Linked DNA regions of Homo sapiens: region 2 is linked to region 1. A link is an interaction called in ENCODE POLR2A ChIA-PET data of the cell type or tissue named here. Cell type or tissue: PC-9. All regions are shown on one strand.

Region 1 (2,500 bases):
GTCCCAAGTAGCTTTTAATGCAAGGTTCACTTTTCTTTTTTTTTTCCTGTCACACACATGGCTCCCTTGAGCTTCCAAGACAGACCCCAAATAAAGGCACTTTTATTATAGGACTGAAAAAGATGTGACTAGGAAGAGCTTGAATAAGAACTTCATTTGCCAAGAAATGGTCTCTGGTGGACTCAGATTTTTCCCTTTTTTCTTCCTTGATGCTCAGAATCACAGCTGTACATTTCTAACAAAAAGATATATGAATCAGAGACAGCCAATATGAGCAAAAGAATAAAATAGAGGAGAAAATAGTAAGAAATGGCTGCACTGGTAGCCGTGATAAAATTTTAATTTGAACATTTTCTGAGAACAGATTTTAGCTTATCAAGCGCTATGCAAATTATATGCAAATCCCACACAATGCCTGCATATATTCCCCGACGCTTGTTATTTTATTTATTTATTTTTTTTGCTCTCCCTAGGATGTGGCCCTTAGGAAATCTACCCCCTTGGCTCAGCACTCTAGATGGAACATTTGCTATACTGAAGATGACAAATCTGAAGGTTTCTGATCAGTATTCAGTACCTGTGTTTACGAGCGAGCCCACTGGTCCCCCATAATAGCAGCATTAAATCCAAATATCAAGTGGAATTTATATACATATATTTTTTAAGTGTCAGCTTATAAGGCCTCACCCTAGTTACAGGCAATCTTTAGCCACCCTGCTTCTTTAAAAATCAACGCACAAACACAACAAACCACCTCTTGGATGTAGTCATTAGGCAGAAAGAGTTTCCACAGTGGAACCCAATACTGCCATAACCTTTAAGGTCAATGTTGTAATTTATCATGGGACCATGTGCAGGCTACCCCAGGAGACATCTCTCACATGGCAGAGGTGACACACACGACAGTAAGGTGTCAATTTTACAATATATATGCAGAATCCAGGCCAGAAGCTATTAACTAGTCTTGCTAGCCTCTTCTCACTTTCTAGAATTAATTACCAAGCCCTCTCCTACCCTGGTCTTTTTGCTTGTTCTTTAAATGCTCTTGACTCTTCTACACGCCTTTGCATCCTTCAGGGCACAGCCTTAAAGCTCCCTTCTCTGAGAGGCCTTCCTTAGCTAAAGAAGATAACCCAATTATTTTCTGTTAGGCCACCTGTATGTACTACAACCACTGGTACTTATTTTGTTTGTTTTACTTACTTATCTCCTTCAGGATCTGAACTCCTTGAAAGCAGGGACCCTGTCCATCTTGACAACCAGGATATTCCTAAAGCCTTAATGCACACTTATCACATAAATAAATAAATAAGCAGCTCCTCCTTTTTATTTCCACTCCCAAAAGCTTGGGCTCAGCATATGGTGGTGAGAAACCGTCTTCCTTAGATCTCTGAGATGCAGGACTACCCCCTGCTGAGAATGATGGAAGGTACCCACCTTCATAGAATACTTGCAAGCAGAATCTGGAGCAGAGACACTGAGAGGACGGGCTTGGAGAGGCAGCCCACCCTCCACGTTCAGGAGCACCATGCTGCACCTGACAATCTGCCTCATTTGGCCTTCAAGGCATGATGCGCATCTCTCTACTGTTTTGGCAGGGGGTGGCTGGCTTTCAGTCTTTGCTGCTATACGTGCTTCCTGACTACTGAACCAGAAGATGAGCAAATCTGACAACTGCTCCAATGCCCAGTGAGTTTAACTAGAGTAATGAACACCACAAGGGCATCTGCTGGACGCAGGAGTAGGGTGTAAGTGAGGACCCATGACTGGCCAGTCAATTGTCTATTCAAATGCTAGCAAGATTGCCCTGGACAAGTTTTCTCCCTGATTAGAATAAAGACCCAATAAAAAAAAATTGTCTAAGAATATTTAAATATACTCCAGGTGCCCTTTCTCATTTCATTAGATGAACTGCCCTTAGGCAATTCTACCCAAGCCCAAGGCTTCAATTGCTCTTTCTCTGCTGATGGATCTTCCAGCCAGGACCTTTCTTCCTGAGCTCCTCCCAGAAATCCAGCTGCCTCTTGGACACTGCTACTTGGATATCTTGCAGTCATCTCAGACTCAAAATGTGCAAAACTCACCTAAGGTCACACTAATAGAAAGTGGCAGGCTAATTTATAGTTTAGATGACACCAAAGAATATACACAGGCTTCCCAGTGTGCCCAGATGCCTCCACCTCATTGACGGGGATGCCTGCGGGAGAGAAGGAGGGAGAGTGCCATTGTACCAACTTGCTTGGGTAAATGAACCTCAGGAAAATGAGTTCTAGATTAGTAATAGCAATGAGGATGTCAATAAAATTCTACCTGACCTCCCATTAACCCTGGGAACTGTTAACTTCAGTGTTAGCTAGGGATTTCTTAGACATGCATGGGCTTAAAGTTGTTTCAAGAAATTCACTTGCTTAGAATTCAGTGAGTTTTTTTGGGAAGCTGGTACAATCTGAACAACCCTTTTTATTGCTTACTTTGCGTTTTAAGGGTCTCAGTTAATGAA
Region 2 (2,500 bases), 200 kb before region 1:
AAGTGGGAGGATTGCTTGAACCCAGTAGTTCAAATCCAGCCTGGGTAACATAACAAGAACTGTCTGGTGAGAGGACCCTCTTCTTGATTTTCAGACAGCTGCCTTTTTGCTGTATCTTCACATGGCAGGAAATGAAAGCCCTTCCCCTTTTTACATGGGGCATTAATTCCATCACGAGAATCTGACCTTTGGTTAATTAACTCCTAAAGGCTCCTCCTCCAAATACCATTACATTAGGAATTAGGGACCCAAAGGTGAGAGAGGGAGACAGAAGGGTGCGTTGAAGCAGAAACAATTCCAATGTGAAAAGAAAAGGTGTGTGGGTAAGGTGGTCATGGTGCCAAGGAAAGGGCTGAAAGAAAATCTATGGCTCATACTACTTTGGAGGGTGGGAGTGGTTAGAAAACGAACAGTGGAGAGAGGGGGTAAAAATCCATGATACAGGTAATCCCAGATGAGACAGCTATGTAGACTCAAAAGGGTCACGTGAATAAATGTGACTCAAATTGTTAGTGTCACTAAGCAACACACACACACATACACTGCCCCCTCCCCACTCCCAGGTGTGCTGTACCTCCAGCAGAACAAAGTTGAAAAGGTAAGATCCTTGTCTTCTGAGAACTTGGAATCAGTTTGGGTCTGTGTCTAATCAGAATTGATGCCTCATTGTAAATGAGAAAGCAGCTAAAAGAGACTTGACTGATTGTCATCCCTATAACACATTATAAAATAAACACGAATAAAGAAGGCCAGCCTCCTCCTCAGGAATCAGGGGAAGTTGTTGAGTTATTTAACACTTTATATGTGGTAATCTACAAATCACTTCACAAGGAAGCAAGGCCACTCAGGGCAACATAAATGGATCCTTTCTAGAAGCACCATTTTGAATAATGGGGCATTCTCTGTCCAAAACTCTCAACTATGATAACAAAGGTCAGAAACAGGACCCTTATTTTTTCTATCCCAGATCTCAACACAGTAGTGTCAGTAATTGTGTCTCATAAATGGAATAATGCCAAGCCATTCAACAGCAGGTGTGTAAAGACAATTATTTTATTCCAGCTATAACTTGCATGTTTGGGATCAGCAGACCATTTCAGGTTCCATCTTGCATGGAAGAACACTGTGTGATGAAGGTATTGGAATCTCGTTTTAAAAACCACACCTACAATACTTGAAATAAATAAGGACTTGGCATTTATTCCATTGTACTGATGATTTGCAAAAGTGGCCTAGACATGAGAGATGGGAAGCATCTGATCTGGTTTTCATGATCCTACTTCTAGCTCTTTTCTCTATAGCTATGACATGGGATGAAGGAAAAGAAGAAGTTTTGAGTGCCAAATCCAAGTAGCTCCAAAGGAACTATTCAAACCGTCCATGTATCCTTTTCCTGGAAGCCAGGTGCTCTCAGTTAAGTGTAAACATGTTACCTTTCAAGGAGATCCACATTATGTCAAAGAAAAATGTGAACCTTCCAGATTGTTGAATGAATCATATAATACAAAAAGAGAGTATATGTTTGTCTAGGGCAAGCAAATGGTTCCCAGTAATAAACAAAAACAGCAGCTCAAGGAGCTGATGTAAGAAGAACCAGTCTTGATCCAGCTCTGCCACTAAATTAATTATGTGACTACCTTGGAACATTCCCTTTTATGCACTCAATGTCCTTATCTGTAAAACAAAAAGGGTAACTACTGCTCTGACTATATCACAGAATGATTGTGAGACCAAATACATTCATGTGCAAGGATACAAACCCCTCAGCAAATTAAAGGCATTAGAAAATTATGTTCATTTAAAAAATCTGTATTTAGGCCAACGTCTATTCTTTATATGCATTATCTCATTTAATCCTTGCAACAACACTATAAAGTAGTTAATATTATTATCCTATGTCACAGATGAGAAAACATGCACACATTATGTGACTTGCCAAGAATTACACAGCTGGTAAGTGTCAGGACCAGGACTTGAAACCAGGTTTTTGTTACTAGGTGGGAACTTCTGTACACAAAGAAGACATTGGGGAGGGGTGGGAGGATAAACTAGTGGAGGAGCGAGGTGCAGCTGAATTTCCACAGCTCTTCACCCAGGGTTGAATAAATCAACACTGTCTTCATCCAGGAAACATAGCAGGGAGCTGATGGAGTTGACGGTCTGGGAGAAGAAAGCTGGTAAAACCCTTCCCCACAACCTCTTTGATCCCAAACCTAAACTGTCAGGAACTATGTCTTACTGCCTCTTAACCAGAATACTGAGGAGGACCAGAAAACATTCCACAGGAAAGTCAACCTGAACATGAACATTAACCATTTTTCCTCATTTTTCAGGGAAGGGAACTTTGGCACATACAAACTCATGGAAACCTCGCATTCATTAAAGTCAGGAACATGAGAGTTCTCAGGTTGTAACTGATTCATTTCAAACAGTATTAAAAAGCATCCAGGAAATAAAGGATAAGAATCTTCAGCATTAGATACACATTTATCAGAAATCA

Evidence for each region. ChIA-PET counts read pairs that join two places held together with the same protein. Peaks named below come from ENCODE experiments on the same cell type or tissue, not always from the same donor. Only the 100,000 strongest peaks of a DNase experiment are listed, where the experiment ranks them.
Region 2: POLR2A ChIA-PET joins it to region 1 with 10 read pairs; 2 of 35 experiments call an interaction of 5 or more read pairs at or near these places.

What each region holds. Positions count from the first base shown.
Region 1 is chr3:65,701,550-65,704,049 of GRCh38, forward strand. All of the region lies in intron 1 of MAGI1 (membrane associated guanylate kinase, WW and PDZ domain containing 1), which reads right to left. Among named protein-coding and RNA genes, the nearest start is that of MAGI1-AS1, 190 kb to the right of the region's middle. In PC-9, no CTCF peak of the experiment used is centred here; no DNase peak of the experiment used is centred here.
Region 2 is chr3:65,502,524-65,505,023 of GRCh38, forward strand. The region is part of intron 2 of MAGI1 (membrane associated guanylate kinase, WW and PDZ domain containing 1); the gene reads right to left. Among named protein-coding and RNA genes, the nearest start is that of LINC02040, 330 kb to the left of the region's middle. In PC-9, no CTCF peak of the experiment used is centred here; a DNase peak (open chromatin) is centred at 1,498.